Regions from separate parts of the Homo sapiens genome. Here region 1 is linked to region 2. Evidence: read pairs that join two places in POLR2A ChIA-PET (ENCODE). Cell type or tissue: GM12878. All regions are shown on one strand. Links, peaks and the distances in the headings refer to the core of each region. The heading gives the core; the rest is flanking DNA. Region 1 overlaps TLK1 (tousled like kinase 1). Region 2 overlaps GORASP2 (golgi reassembly stacking protein 2).

Evidence for each region. ChIA-PET counts read pairs that join two places held together with the same protein. Peaks named below come from ENCODE experiments on the same cell type or tissue, not always from the same donor. Only the 100,000 strongest peaks of a DNase experiment are listed, where the experiment ranks them.
Region 1: POLR2A ChIA-PET joins it to region 2 with 5 read pairs; 3 of 35 experiments call an interaction of 5 or more read pairs at or near these places.

The regions. Positions count from the first base shown.
Region 1 is chr2:171,012,929-171,026,032 of GRCh38, reverse strand. TLK1 (tousled like kinase 1) reads left to right here. Exons shown (of 21, transcript NM_012290.5): 13 at 11,085-11,182. Among named protein-coding and RNA genes, the nearest start is that of GORASP2, 90 kb to the right of the region's middle. In GM12878, for the core only: no CTCF peak of the experiment used is centred there; a DNase peak (open chromatin) is centred at 7,302; H3K27ac peaks cover 716 bases.
Region 2 is chr2:170,938,508-170,942,507 of GRCh38, reverse strand. All of the region lies in intron 1 of GORASP2 (golgi reassembly stacking protein 2), which reads right to left. Among named protein-coding and RNA genes, the nearest start is that of GORASP2, 11 kb to the right of the region's middle. In GM12878, for the core only: no CTCF peak of the experiment used is centred there; no DNase peak of the experiment used is centred there.

The sequences.
Region 1 (13,104 bases), core at 5,376-9,375, 78 kb before region 2:
TGGGGAAATGGATTAACAGTAATGCTGAAACATACTCTCATGTCATGAATACCCATGTTTTCTTCTGAGAGACTATTTTGGGTGAGAAGAATGAGTGTATTATAAAGAAAGTGGCCAGTAGTACATACAGGGAACAAAATTAAGCAAGTAATGTCACCTTAGAGCATAAATAGCAGTTGCCTGCTTAGAACCGAGTATTAATTTTTGAGTTATACAGTTAAAAAATAATAAGCAATAAGTTACATGTATAAAAATAAGTTATTTGGCATTCTGAAGCACAGTTGGAAAATAGGTCATTCTGTTTTCTAAAAAAGATTAAACAGATTTTTAAAACACAGGACAGGCTTGAGTCAAAAGAAAAGATGTTATCACTTCTGTCTTATCAGCTCCCTATGCTCCTGGGTTTATTAAGCAGACATGAACCCCGACTTGTAAATATACAGCTTCTACCATAGGCTGGATCTGAATATTTGACGCCCCTTGTATCCTGCACAGGAAATATAACCAGTCAGTTTACGGTTTAGATTTGGAGCCTGGCATACTCTTGCATTAGCATGGGTGACTCTCTTGCCCTTTCTCCCTTCAATAAATTCTTAACATTAAGCAGAACTAATTATTAGACTAACTTTCTTAGCACTGAAGGACCAAAGTTCATTGAGGAAGCCCATGGCATATGGACATAGGAGAATAGAAAGACCTGTTTACTTTTTCTTGAAGTGGATAATTTATGACATGCTTTGTGTTTCATAATGATAATCACTATAATTGAAAAGCTAAACTAAAATATGAAAAAGTATATTTACCTTTGAATAAATCATGAAGTTTAGTTCATATTTTATGCTGTTCTTCAGGGTTAGAAAAATAATAAATCCAAAGATAGCCTTACTCTATTATCCAATGTGTGATAGAGTAAGGAATGAGAGTCAGGCAGAAACCTCCAAAAGTAAATACATGGCTAAAATAAATAGGTGTTTCTAGTTACTACCAAAAAGTAAATGTAAACTTACTTATGGACTTATTAGTTTTCTCTTCTGAGATTAGGAAAATCACAGCAGAGCGTCACTTTTTTTCCTCTCAACTGTATCAAGAATTCTTTTATCTAATATTTATTGTTATAGTTGTTCCCAAGTTTAAGCAGTCGTTGCTCACCCATTTATTAAGTGACTTATTGCCATACTCTGCCTGACACAGGCATAATTCAAATTCCCATTTTAACGGAATTACATATTACTTTTTATAGACTTTGAAGCTTTCACCATTTTTGAGTGAACATTAATTACACCTTTTTGAAAGCCCAGATCTATATATACTTCCTCTGGAGTAATACCACCAGTAAGTGACAAAGCCAAAACTTGAACCATTCCCACTCCTATTTCAATGACTGTACCCATGTAGTTAATTCCTAGAATTATTTTGTTGTAGATTAATAGTAAGTTGATTCTTTGTATTCAGAAAAATTAATTCACTTGTGGCTTTCCTTGCATCTCTATTAAGTACTGGACTGTTTGCTTTTCCTTAAGTTTTCTTTTGGTGTGTGGCGGGATGAACGTGCTATTTCATTTTCATTACAGATAAAGGAGAACAGTTTTAAGTTAATTATTTTTCATACACATTCTTTTTCATTCTCTTTCACATACTTTCTTCCTTGGGCATTATGTTAGTGACTGTTGAATCAACTACAATATTTCTTTATTATTAACTAATATATTGATTTTCACTCGATTTATTTTTAAAGGTCAACAAAGACCTTTTTAAAAAGCACATTTTTAAATAAAAACTCAAATAATTTTAAAATATATCTTAAGGAATTCTTAGAATAGAACTATATAGTAAAATGTATGGAGACTATACAAATTATTCCTGAAACTATTTCAAAAGGAACAAGTAACTTTTTTGGTTATCATTAATTATATACAAACTTCCCCAGTTATTACTTAATAAAAGCTTGTAGTTGTAAAGAGATTAATTTCCTATCTTTAAAAAGTTGTTAATTTGAGGCAAAGCTTCTAAATGATCCTATTTTATCTACCTGTGCCCATGTGGAATCGTGGGTTCAAGGAAACCAACCAAAAACCAGTTTGCTCTTATAGTTGATCAGGTTTTGATACCTGTCTCTGATAAGTTCTAATTATGGGAAAACAATTTATCTTTGTGATTCAGAAGCTCTGCTAGGTTGATTATATAGTCAGATCTTTATTCTGGAGTTGAAGAAGATGGTGTGGATTTGCTTTCAAGGATTGTCACTAAATTAACACATAAAACTAAAAATACAATCCCTGCAAAATCAACTTCCTTGAAATGTCTATATTTTTAAAAAGATACAAGTTATTAGTCATAATACCCCAAACTGATGAGTAAATGAGAATTTTGAAAGTTATTAGGTCCAGTAACTATGTCTTGAGACTGCTGTTACTCAAATTTGTGATATGAACAGCATGTGGGTATGTTACTCTTTATTTTCTTGTCTTCAGATTTTTTTGTCTTCTTGATTTTAAATATTTGATTAGTTGGAGAGAATGTGTTTAGAAAGTGTGACATCTCAGTATGGAGTATTAAATAGTGTAGTAGGGATTGGCTTTAATGTGTGTGTTTTGGTGTGTGTGTGTGTGTGTGTGTGTATGTGTGAGTGCATTTGACTTATGAGCCCTGAATATAAGTGCCAGAAGTTTTATTTGAAAAACATAACCAATTTGTAATTGAAACAGGATTAGTCAAGAACCATCAGCACCAACACAAATGTATCTTTGCAGACCGAAGGAATCAGCTAAACAATTTACAGTCATCTCAATCTCTACTAAAACAAAAATCACATCCAACATGCCACCTGACACCATTTCTTTCTCTCTCTCTCCTTTGCTCCTTGCGATGTGGCATTCATCTCTCCTTGTGCCTCCGTTCTGAAGAGATAACAGTATAGCAACAACTCTGCCACTGAAATCCTGTTCTCTGACCGATATTGGCACCTGCAAAGAGAAACAACCAGTAACAGGCAGCAGCAGCATCAGTATTAATCTTCCATGATGAAATCTTTACAGGTCAAGAACAAGTACACAGCTCTTTTCTCACTCCTTCACAGTGGACCATGCAACTAGTTGAAATGGAAGACAATGGATTGTCTACAAGCCTTTTGAACAGTGGAGAATGCAGGGCGTTGGCTTTAGGTGAATTGACCCCCAAATATTCTTGAAGTTTGATGTCCCCTTTGGTCTTTTTTTCTAGAACACCATTGTCATCTGACTTATCAAACCCTTAGTATGACCACAAAGAATAAGTTTGCATATGTGACATTTTTTGTCACTTTAGGTTTGAATGAAAATATGAAAATAATGAGCATTATAATGCTAGAGGGCTTAATCTTTAAACCTGTTGTTCATCTTTATATTTATAGCCATGACTGGAAGAAATCTTCTAGGAATTCTCTCAATTAAAGCCAACTACATTGTACATGATGTTTCTGTAGAACCTGACACAAGATGCTGCTTGTGTAGGCAGTAGTTTTCAGTGGAATTCTGGGAAAAGTATACTATACTGGAAAAAGTCGTGATTAAGCCCATGAAGAATGTTAAAAGATTCCTGATTTCTTGGAGGGAGGTGTGTGTGTGTGTATGTGCAAGAAAGGTGCCAAGAAGAGTGCTGGAATTCTAACTTTACAATTTGTGCTTACTACTATTTTCCATTTAAAAATGAGTAGTTGTCCCAAAAAGATGACTGTGGTGAGAGAACATGGAACTAGCTGTAGATGGGAAAACTCAGTGTTTACGTTCTTATCTCTTACTCACATATGGACCTGCAAACTATCCTGGCTCTATTTTTCCATATTTATAATCACACAACCTTAACTTGGTAGTAGATAATGTTCAGCTACCAAAATGAAAATGTAGAGGTAAAAGGTGTTTTACTTCCCCAGTGTGTGTGTGTGTGTGTGTGTGTGTGTGTGTGTGTGTGTTTTTCGCCCAGGCTGGAGTGTGGTGGCATGATCCCGGCTCACTGCAGCCTCCGCTTCCCAGGTTCAATCGATTCTCCTGCCTCAGCCTCCTGAGTAGCTGGGATTACAGGCATGTGCCACCATGCCTGGCTAATTTTTATATATATTTTTTAGTAGAAACGGGGTTTCACCATGTTGGTCAGGCTGGTGTCGAACTCCTGACCTTGTGATCCACCCACCTCAGCCTCCCAAAGTGCTGGGATTACAGGCGTGAGCCACCGTGCCTGATCCACAGTGTTTAATATTAATCCTGTTGTTATACAGGCAATGGAATTTAAAACATTTTGGGAAGAATCTTAGAAGTCATGTTAGCCATCAGCAGGGTTTGTAACTAATTCAGATTTGTAAATTCAGTTCAGAGATAACTTTCACAAAAAAGAGAAAACAGTTGCTTGGCTACCAGCCCTTCCCAATCATAACTGTAAATCCATGCCATATGCATAATGAGCATGTAGAAGACTAGGTTTAAAAGGAAGCAGAGGCCAGGCATGGTGACTCATGCCTGTAATCCCAGCACTTTGGGAGGCAGAGGCCAGAGGATTGCTTCAGCCCAGGAGTTGGAAATCTTGTCTCTACCAAAAAAAAAAAAAAAAAAAAAAAAAAAAAAAAAAAAAGTCGGGGCGGGAAAGCAGGAAAGAAAACTGGGAGAAGGACTGCAGTACACTACACGAAGGCATTGCACCTGTGTGTGATCAGGCTTGGTGTCAGCCCCTTGGTTAGTGTTGAACGTTAATTTCACTCCTATAATACAGCAGCTGTAAATATTTTTAAGACAAGTGTGCCAGATATTTAAATTTTGCCAATCAGTTGAATTCTTAAACATTTATTTGATGCTGGGGAGGTAGTTTTTGTTTTGTTTTGTTATAATAAAGTAGAGGAACTGACAGAATTAAAACCTGCCTGTTTTAACAGTCATTCCAAGTTACGGGTATTAATGCATGTATTTATGCATTTGAAGGGAGAGTAAACCATTACCCCTCCACACACCCCCAGAAAAACAGGAAATGAAGTGTGTAGAGAGCAAAACATTGAGTAAAGGTACTAAGTTAATTATCTAAGCTAGTTGAACACACCTGAGGTGATACAGTATGCTCTCATCAGTAATAAGCCACTTTAGTAATTGGGGATAGGGGTGGAGGGAACATTTATATAATTAGGAAAGAAAGCCCCCAATATTTAATGATTTTTATCTTTTCTCCTTCTCCTACCCTTCTCCCCAATCTACACAATTATTCTCAAGCAAAAATATGATTATGGTGCAATAGTTTCAAAAGTCAGACCTGCTTTGTCTAGGTGGTTATTTTGGTTGGTTGGTTGGTTGGTTGGTTGGCTGGCTTTTATTTTGGTTGGTTCATATCTCACACATTCATATTTAGAATATGGGAAAGCATATAATATGGTGACATAATAAGGATAAATTCGAAATAAATTAGTAATTTTCTCCTTAATTGTTTTTTTGCACTGCCCTTCCTTTTAATTAGCTTTTTTTTTCTTTTTTTCTTTTTTTTTTTAGACAGTCTCGCTGTGTCACCAAGGCTGGAGTGCAGTGGTGCAATCTGGGCCCACTGCAACCTCCGACTCCTGGGTTCAAGCGATTCACCTGCCTCAGCCTCTCAAGTAGCTGGGACTACAGGCTCCTGCCACCATGCCCGGCTAATTTATATATTTTTAGTAGAGACGGGGTTTCACTGTGTTGGCCAGGCTGGTCTCAAACTCCTGACCTCATGATCCACCCACCTCAGCCTCCTGAAGTGCTGGGATTATAGGCATGAGCCACCGCACCTGGCCCTTAATTAGATTTTAATAGTGCCTTTTGTTGATTTCACCTTTCCCTTTCTTGGTGGTAAACTTTCAGAATGGCATTATAAATCGTTTGTGAAATTAAAATTTAATTTTTTTAGGACTTAGAGATGTTAACTTTTAAGGGATTGATATTATTCACATTACTAAAGTGAATTTGGTGTTAAATTTTTTTTTTTTTTTTCTGAGACGGAGTCTTACTCTGTCACCCAGGCTGGCTAGAGTGCAGTAGTGTGATCTTGGCTCGCTGCAACCTCAGTTTCCTGGGTTCAAGTGATTCTCGTGCCTCATCCTCCCGAGTAGCTGGGGTTATAGGCGAGCACCACCACGTCTGGCTTATCTTTGTATTTTTAGTAGATAAAGGATTTTGCCATGTTGGCCAGGCTGGTCTCGAACTCCTGACCTCAGGTGATCCACCGGCCTTGGCTTCCCAAAGTGCTGGGATTATAAGTGTGAGCCACCTCACCTGGCTGGTGTTAAAACCTCATTCTGAACCGGTTTTCTTAATCAAGTAGTGTTGTTACGGTGAATAGACTGTTCCAAGCCATATTCTTCTACCAACTCCCATAGGTTATAGGCACGCTGAGAATAATACATCAAAATACTTCCTGTTTTATCTTGGCTTTATGCGAGGCAGTTCTTAGAAATTGAGTTTTTTGATAGAGAGAATATGTAACATATATTCAGGATTTGCTAAATAACTTTAAACTAGCAAGTTTAATTTTTTCAGGAAATGTATTGGTTTTACATATAAAAATGTATTTTATAACTTTTTAAGCCTTATAGTTTTAATGCCTACCATATTTCACCTTTTAATAATTGCCTTTTGAAAAAAATGCCATTATGAGAAATGCTCCAAAATACTCCAGATTCACCTACCATTTTCTTTTCTTTTTAAAAAACATCTCCTTCACATGGGAACCACCTATCATTTTTAACCTGGAATTTTACAGAAATTCTACATTGCTACAGCCTACATTTGGCTTATAGACTTGAGCCAAAGGAATATTATGTTGCCATAAGAGACTTTGATTACAAATAGAAAGCATTTCTATGCTGAAGATCTGGTGAGGGACAAAGTCTTTTAGTGAAGTTGCTGTGGGAGTTATCCATACACATTTTTTTTTTTTAATTTTAACTGTTAGAAGGTGGTGTTTTTTGCAAGTTACTTAAACAATGAGACAGTGTTGAGATCTGTTGTATACCTGTCTGACTTGGCTTTTTATGTGAGTATTAGATTTTATTTTAAAATACTGTTAAAATAGCTATAGTGTGTATTGTTAAATTTTCCATTGTAGTTTTTGTTTGAACAGAAAAGAGCCATGTCCTTTTATTGTGTATTTAATTGCCAAACTTACCTCTCTCTTTAATACAGTCTGTTCTTACTTATGTCTCTTCTTCATTGTAATAGCCTACAGAGACCAGTTCATTTCTGGAGATGCTGTTTGTCTCTTTGTTTCTTTTAGATTTTCTCTGCTTTCATTAACTGCTCAGCTAGTGTATGAATTCAGGACTGAAACTTGGTGTTCTTACTAAGCACAACTTAGCTGATTGGATTGTCTCCTTTCAGTCTACTCGTCTGGCCTAGTTTTGCTATGAGTTTGAGGATTCTATTCTGTGGTGAATTCAGATCAATTGTGAGCCTAGTTAATCCTGTCTTCTCCTGAACCCTTGGAAAAAGATTATTTCTGAGGATGGCCCACAGGTTAATGTCAGTCTCAGGCAAGGAGAATGTAGCCTACTGGATAGATCTTTGGAAATGATCTGTAGCAAAGATAAGTTGTTCAAACTATTGTACCCTGGGCCAAACCAAAACTGGGCCTTGCCCCATTCTCTGAGGACAAGGTGCTAGACAGTATTGCCCTAGCATTTATCTACAAGTATGTGTGTTGGCCATAACAAAATATCAGACTGGGCACCTAAACAACAGAAATGTATTCTAGAAGTCCATGACAAGATCAGGCAGAGTTTAGTTTTGGGTAAGGGCTCTCTTGCTGGCTTGCAGATAGCCACCCTCTCACTTTATCCTAACATGGCCTTTTCTCTGTGCTCCTTGGAGGGAGGGGTGGGGGAACCTTTCTTCTCATAAGGCCACTAATCCCATCATGAAGGCTCCATAACCTAATCCAACCCTAAGTACCTCCCAAAGGCCTCATCTTCAAATGCAGCCATATTAGGGAATAAGGGCTTCAATATATGAATTTTGAGGGAACACAGACATTCAGCCCATCACAATATATGTACTTTTTCTTAGTGGAATTTTTAGCGTAGCAGAGTTACCTTTCCCCCAGAAGTGTGTCAGTTTGCTTGAAGTCCAAGATACTGTGAAATACTAACTTACAAGATGAAAGACAAATATATTTCACTGAGTATGGTGGGTTTATATCTATCTATTTAAGACATAGTTTCTTCCCTTGACATTTCCTTCTAAATACCCAGAATCCATCTTTTTTTCTCTAGTGCTACTGACATTTTGTTGTTCTTCCAGTAAACTTAACAATTCAAATGGAATGAAACTTGCTTGTGCTTTGATTTTGTAAGATTTTTATGGGACATATTTGTCATGTTTTTAGAGGCAAAATAAAAAAAGCTTGCTTTAATTTGCTGATACATATTTTACTTTCTTTAACAAGTATTTATTTTGTAATATTGATTACTACCATTGTATAGACATCTGAAGATTATAAAACAAATGTAATTATGTTCATCAACAACCTATTTGAATCTTACTTATTTATGACTCAGTAAAAATTAGCTTTTATAAATTCACTGTTGAAATAGTCTCCCCATGCCACAATTTCAAATAAAAGTTAAAACAAGTATTTATTCTAATAGGCTTTTCACAATTTTATCAGATTATTTAAACTTGCACCAGCCCACCAAATGTTGAGTAGCTTCCTACACATGTGACAGTCAAATTAAGTTTTTAAGCAGCAAACATTAGTAACATGAAGGGAAAGAGTCATTGCTTTCTAGATTCTAGTCTAGATTAGAATTGAATCTAGATTCTACATTTCTAGTGTAAATTAATTTAAATTCTTTCATACTCCTGGGTAAACCTGTAGGCAAGTTTCTTATCTGTTTTACATGGCTAACTATGATAACTAAGCTATGTTTTGAGTTTTTTGTCTCAAAGCTTTAAAATTTACTTCCTGTTTTTATGAAACTTTGATTATTGAATCTCCTAGGATATCACTTTACTTTTTAAAATTAAAATTAAAAATATATGTGACCGAAGCTGTTAATGAGGAAATTTCAGTTAAATTAAGAGAATCTATGTAGTGTACCTATTGTAGAAAATCTCCCAATACTTGTAGAAAGATTTATCTTCATTTGAATTTATTTTGAAATTTTCTATTTGCCATGTAATATCAAATCTGCATTAAATATCTCTGCAACAAGTCGTGGTTGAATTTCATTTTAAAATAATAACCTTAGGAGTAATGTGAAGTACAAACAACATAATCTTTAGAGATATAATTTGTTTTTTCTCATAATGCTTAAAATATTCCTCTGAATTTCTGTCTTAGGTACCGGTGTGATAAGCTTTATACCTCTGTTTTCTGTCTTTGAATGAAATGATAATATTTATATTTTCAAAGTAAATTTCAGAGTTATATTTTGAGGTAAATAATTTTTTATATCAAAAGATAAATTACTAAAAAGAAGCAAAGGAGCTGATGAAATATTTAAATGCATTATTCAGAAAAAACTTCTGTTCCACGTGGTCTAGATTTATAATTCTAGTGGGTACACATTAGGCCAAGGTGATCTGTATTTCTTTACTTCAAAATTACGTACTAAAAATATTCTAAGCCGGGCATGGTGGCTCACACCTATAATCCCAACACTTTGAGAGGCTGAAGCAGGAGGATCCGTTGAGCTCGGGAGTTCAGGACTAGCCTGGGCAACACAGTGAGACCCCATCTCTACAAAAAAATAGCCAGGTGTGGTGGCGCATGCCTGTAGTCCTAGTTACTGGGAAGGCTGAGGCAGGAGGATTGCTTGAGCTTGCGGGGTCGAGGCTGCAGTGAACTGTGATCATGCCACTGCGCTCCAGCCTGAGTGACAGAGTGAAAAAAGAAATTGGGCTAGAAACTTTCACTGAAACCTGGCACAGGCTTATCCTTTTTTTTTATTGACGGCGGGTGGCGGTGGGCTGGAGAGTGGGGATGGAGTTTCCCTCTTGTTGCCCAGGCTGAAGTGCAGTGGCACGATCTCAGCTTGCTGCAACTTCCACTTCCCAGGTTCAGGCAATTCTCCTGCCTCAGCCTCCCAAGTAGCTGGGATTACAGGCATGCGCCACCACGCCTGGCTAATTTTGTATTTTTAGTAGAGACGGGGTTTCTCCATGTTGGTCAGGCTGGTCTCGAACTCCCGACCTCAGGTGATCCGCCCGCCACAGCCTCCCAAAGTCCAAAGTGCTGGGATTACAGGTGTGAGCCACTGCACCCAGCCCTAGTCTTATCCATTTTTTAAGTAGTATTCAAATTTGTATTGACAAAAAAGGGGTGGGTGTGTGTGTGTGTGTGTGTGTGTGTGTGTATATGTGTGTGTGTATGAATGAATGACATGAATGACATGAGTGATATGTGTACTTGTTTTGGTGGCTAGTCTAAAAGTTGTATATTTTAAGACAAAAATGTATTTATCAAAATATTTATATTGATTATTAAATTTCTTTAAGATTTATTTACATCTGCTCTGATACCTTAGAGTCTACTACAGCAATCTATAAATTTTTTGTTGTAATGTATCTTTAGGATTGCAAGTGAGTGGTCAGTTTGTGTGTGTGTGTGTGTGTGTGTGTGTGTGTGTGTGTGTGTGTGTGTTTGTACTCCAAATGCTGTAAGGCGTAGGAAGAATCATTCTGCTTTTTTCTTTCTTCCTCTTTTAACTATTATAAAATATTTTCATTTTATTTGTTTTCTACTAGTAAATTATTCCTTCTTAAATTAAAATTTGCATGGACTAGAAATGGCTCATTTTATGTTATGTCAGTTTTCAACTACCTTTCAGTATATACATTATAAAAATAGATTTCTTGTAGTACAGAATAAAACCCAGCATCTCATTAGGTATAGATTTTCATGTGGAGGATGGTTTCTTCAAATAGGTTTTTGCCTTATCTCTTTCCATCTTTTCGGCATTGAAAAGAGCACTTTGGTCTTTTAACTCGGTGGTACTTTATAATATACTATTCTTCCCATCACTGTAAAACATTGATGCATGGGTAAAAATATCTTTTTTATATCGCAAATAAATTGAGCTTGTTATAGTCCCCTCTCTTCATTTTCAGGAAGAGGCAGAAATCCAGGCAGAACTTGAACGTTTGGAAAGAGTCAGAAATCTTCACATACGTGAGCTGAAAAGAATAAACAATGAAGATAATTCACAGTAAGTCATTATTTGCATTTCACAGTTTCATATTATTAAAACTACCCCCGCCCCCCATAGAGCATAAACACAATATTTCCTTCTTGGGTTGTCTCATCGTACTTAGAAAAGATCCAAAGTCCTTCCCATGGCTTGGAAGGCCTTTTATGATTTGGTCCCTGGCCACCTTACTGTCCTCACTTCTCTTAAACATGTCAAGAGCATTCCCTTCTCAGTGGGCTTTTGTGCTTACCATTTCCTCTGCCTGGATGTTCCTCCTCTAAACACCTAATTGGCTTAATTACTTATCTCACTCCAAATGTTCTTTAGAAAGGCCATTCTTAGATCATCCTATTTAAAATAGTAGTCCCTAGCCAGGCCCAGTGGTGCTCACCTATAGTTCCAGCTACTCAAGAGGCTCAGGTAGGAGGATTGCTTTGGCCAGGAGTTCAAAACCAGCCTTGTCAACATAGTGAGACCCCCATTTCTTTAAAAAAAAAAAAAGTCTCTGCTTCTTCATTTCCTCTTTTAATATCGTTACCTTGCTTTATATTTTCTGGATGTTGATCACTATCTGGAATTATAAATTTATTTTTTAGTTATTATTTGTCTCCTCCCTCTAGAATGTAAGCTTCATGAGTGCAAGGACTTGGTTTTGTTCTTGCTGTATCCGTAAAGCCTAGACCAGTGCCTGACATATGGCAGGCACTTAATAAATATTTGAATACCAAAGTTAATGTTATAGTAGTGAAGGAGAAATTATTTCAACCAAAAGTATTTCAGTAAGCCATGTATCCCACATTATGCAAGAATTGGGAGAGAAATGGAAAAGTACAGCTTACAGTCTGTGTTCTTAATCAGTTGTCAGAATGAGTGCCATAGATAGTATATGTTGAAGCAATTGAAAGAAAAGAAAATATCTGTGGGCTTGTGGGAGCTTCATGAAAAAGATAGAAATTGAGCAAGACATAGAAGTAGAAATTAAGCAAGGTACTACTTGGATTTAGTTGATGTACAAGAGAGGAAAGGTTTCTGTTTACACTTCATCTTTGACTGGTCATGTAGTTTAAAGCTTCATGAGTTAATATAAGTATCAGAATAGGAAGTGGCCAATTTCTGTGTGAAATATGAAAATCTTGCTTAGAAAGGTCTTCTTGTGATGTCTATGTATGTATAATTCATAAATACACAGATCATTCCATTGTGTGAAGAGAAAGAAATAGTTATGGAATAACCTAAATTATGTCAGATTAAAATTCTAATGAAAGCCAGGTGTGCTGGCTTATGCCTGTAATCCTTGCACTTTGGGAGGCCAGTGCAAGCAAATTGATTGAGCCCAGGAGTCAAAAACGAGCCTCAGCAAGGTGGAAAAACCCTGTCTCTACAAAAAATACAAAACTTAGCAGGGAATGGTGGCATGCACCTGTAGTCGCAGCTACTTGGGGAACTGAGGAGGGAGGATCGCCTGAGCCTGCAGTGAGCCTAGATCGCAGTCCAGCCTGATTGACAAAGTGAGACTTTGTCTCCAAAAAAAAAAAAAAAAAAAAAAAAAAGTGAGGGGCCAGGTGTGGTAGCTCATGCCTGTAATCCCAGCACTTTGGGAGGCTGAGGTGGGCGGATCTCTTGAGGTTAGGAGTTCGAGACCAACCTGGCCAACATGGTGAAACCCCATCTCTACTAAAAATAAAAACACTAGCCCAGCGTTGTGGTGGGCGCCTGTAATCCCAGCTACTTGGGAGGCTGAGGCAGGAGAATCACTTGAACCCGGGAGGCGGAGGTTGCGCCACTGCACTCCAGCCTGGGCAACAGAGCAAGACTGTCTTAAAAAAAAGTGAGACTCTGTCTCCAAAAAAAAAAAATCTAATAGAGCATATGGTACAAAACTAATTTAAGACTAACTGTTCCGAAAATTACATTTCAAATTTTGTGGATCTGACTTACAT
Region 2 (4,000 bases), core at 1-4,000:
GTGAAAGAAGCTAGTCACAGAAGACCACATATTGTTTGATTCAATTAATATGAAATGTCCGCAATAGACAAATCCATAGAGACAGAAAGCAGATTAGTTGTTATGAGGGGTTGTGGGTGGAAGAATGGGGGAATGGCTACTAATACATATGGGTTTCTTTCTGGAGTAATACACAGATTCTGGAATTAGGCAGTGGTGATGGTTGCAGAACTCTATGAATATACTAAAAACCCACCAAACTGTATACTTTAGAAGTCTGAACTTTCTGGTATGTAACTTTTATCACAATAAAGTTGCTTAAAACAGAAAAAAAGACAACCCAATAGAGAAATGGAGAAAAGATTTTAGCAGACACTAAACAAAACAGGATACTGAAGTGATCTATAAATATGAAAATGTGCTCAACTTCAATGGTCATCAAGGAAATGCAAATTAAAACCACAATGCAACACTACTACACATCTATCAGAATGAATGAAATTAAAAAGACGAAAAATATTAAGTGTTAGTGAGGACGTAGGACATTTAGAAACCTCAATTACTGCTGGTTAGAATGCAAACTAGTAAATGACTTGGCAATATCTATTAATATTGAAAATATGCACACCTTTTGACCGTATATTCCAACCTTGGGTATATACCCAACAGAAATGGGTATACACATGTTCTCTAAAAGCAATACACTATAATGTTGATAGTAGCACTATTTATAAAAGCCCCAAACTGAAAACTACAAAAATCCCCATCAACAGGTTAATAAATATTGGCATATTCTCTCAATGGCACCAAATACATTAATGACATGAAAGGTCTACAATAATATACATGAATAAATCTCACAAGCAATATCCGAGCAAAAGAAGCCAGATACAAATGAGTACCTAGCACATGGTTCCCCTTATACAAAGTACAAGAACAGGCCAAACTCATCTATGCTGTTAGAAATCAGGATATTCATCCTGTGGAGGTGGGAGTTGTGCAGGATGTCACTGGAAAGGGATAAGAGGCTGGTTACATTAAGTGTGTTGCTTGTGAAAATTCACCAAGCTATACACTTGTGTGCACTCTTTTAATATAAAGCCTTAAAAGATGCTCCCTGTATCAAAACAAGTATACTGAGGTTACACTTTTTCCAATGCCTTTTTTTCCAATTCTTCTTAGGGCCACACGATTTACTTTGACAATTAAGAAACATAATAAAGCAGCTGAAAATACTAAAGAGCAATTATGCTTACAAAATAATAATTATAAAAAGATATATTACCAAAACATGGATAGGTAGAAGAAATTATGAACACATTAACTGGCAGTTGTAAGGTTCAAACTATACATCTGAGGTTAGCTTACAAAATAAAAACTACAGCAGCGTGAAAGAAATGCTTCTCTCCTAACATTCTAGAAAAAACGGCTGCAATAAACAAGATGATATTTGCTAGACAGTTTTTACCCCTCAACGAGCAAAAATGAGAAGCTTATGATGAAACTGCACAGTAAAGGGGCATCTCTATTACATAAAAAGAAATTTGCATCAATGATTAGAAGCTGGATTTTTTAATCACCAACTTTATAGAAATAATCCCTAAAGTGGTGTCATTCAACTACAGTGGATGATTTCAGTAGGTTCTGAAATCAATTTAGTGTGTCACAAAAGACAAGTATCAAAACACAATATCACAATAGAAAATCTGTCAAAAATGCATGATATAATAAAGGCCTATATTCTTCATGAAATGTAGTATGTACTGGTTGCAATGGAAAATACATTTTTTGGCTTGAGCTACAATAAAAATAAAGTTAGGAAAAGCTGTCCTACAAGATACCGTTAATACTTCTGCTCCATTAAGTTCCTGGTAAAAAAAAAAAAAAGCAATTCACTTCTTGACTTTTCCCTCCACTTCTGATCCCGTATCATTAAAAGTTTTACCAGATTTAGCCTAAACTTTTCTTTTCTTTTAACACACAGACCTAACTATTGCTTTCCAGTGAAGCATTCATCTCTTCTTCCAGGATTAAGAATGTTCAACTACTACTACTTATGCTAGGTTTGGGTCATTTCACATTACCTCTTTCTCTCTTTAATTCTTCACTTGGGGGAGGGAGGAATGGCAGAGTAAGAGGGAAGAAGTGTTTGGGTGGAGTTGGGTGTCAGGGGGCATTCTCCCAACTGCACTGGTCTACTGACTTACATACCTTCAGCTGAGGTATACAGACCTTCTACCTTAAAGTAACAAAGAAAGTAAACCACAAGGCAACTTGCAGCACACAGGATATCACCAGACTACATGCTGCACTAGGTGATACACAAAGACACACTTATCCATGTTTCTGGCTGATATGTAAATTATCTTCCTTAAGTTTTCTGACAATGAAAATTATACCATAAAATTGGCTTACTAGAATGTATAACTGTCTCCTTTTTATTACTACACCATATATTCCTTTTCCACACATAAAATGCAGAAAAGCCCCATTGAATGACTATCTACACTATCATCTCTTCTAACACTCTCCCTCTTGTACTGCTTTTAAAAACAGTGGAGATGTTAAACAAGACTAGAAAATAAATTCAATCCAAGCAATACCTAAATGATGACCCACCTCAACTATAAACATAAATCCTCATGCACTATATGTGTGCGTAGGTGATCAAAATGATGGGAAAAGATCTGGGAATGTGATATAATAAAAAGAAATCCTAAATCCTCCGTGGTTATAATAAGCATTTTTTTTAGTGAGGAGGGTGAGGGAGCTATAGTAGTCCCTGTTATCTGCAGGGGATATGTTCCAAGACCTCCCATGGATGCTTGAAATTGCAGAGTACCAAACCCTACATATACTGTACTATATTTTTTCCCATATGCAAACACTTATCATAAAGCTTAATTTATATGCTAGGCATAGTAAGAGATTAACAACAATAACTAATAATATAAAACAGAACAATCTACCACTTATGAACTGTTTATTTCTGGAATTTTCCATCTGATATTTTTGGACCTCAGTTGACCAAAGGTAACTGAAGCCACAGAAAGTCAAACTGTGGATAAGGAGAGACTACTATATTCTATGTCTGCAAATGGGTAAGTTTCCTTATTTGGGTCTTGACACAAATGTGTGGTAAATAATTTTGCAGTAGACTAGAAGAGTTCAAGCCTCACCTGCTAAAACATTGTCTTCACATGTTCTTCCAAAACAAAGCAAAGTACATGTTCTCCTGACACTAACCCTGACATAATTTTTAACATTCAAGCAATTTAAAATAAAATTGTAATGGCAACTAAAAGGAAATAAAAACCCATTATTGCATAATAGTTTTCCAGAAAAGATCTGTACATTAGAAAAACAACATCGAAAGAAATTGAAGTTTGCTCTAAAAGAAGCAAAAACTCTGACAACTTCTGAACTCATTTTATATTCTTCAAATAACTTAGGGATTTGTTTCTTAGGGAAAGAAAACTTGCTCTGTGACCTTGGGCAAATCAGATTAACTTCTCTGTGCTTTTTTTCTTTTTTTTGAGATGGAGTTTCCCTCTTGTTCCCAGGTTGGAGTACAGTGATGCAATCTCAGCTCACAGCAACCTCCGCCTCCTGGGTTTAAGTAATTCTCCTGCCTCAGCCTCCCAAGTAGCTGGGATTACAGGCGCCCACTGCCATGCCTGGCTAAGTTTCTGTATTTTTTAGCAGAGACAAGGTTTCACCATGTTGGCCAGGCTAGTCTCAAACTCCTGACCTCAGGTGATCACCGCCTCGGCCTCCCAAAGTACTGGGATTACAGGCCTGTGCTTCTTTTCTTTAGCTGCAAAAATGAGGAGGCTAACTATGTAATCTGTAAGCCTGAATGACCCACCATGAAATAAGTCTAACTGTTGCTAAGCTATCTATAGATTCTACAATGAAGAAAATCAAATACAGCAAGATCATTTTAATTGCATAGACTCTTTCAGCCATTTTAATTAATGTGTGTAGTAACACTGTAGCAATGCAATGAAAAGGATACTGG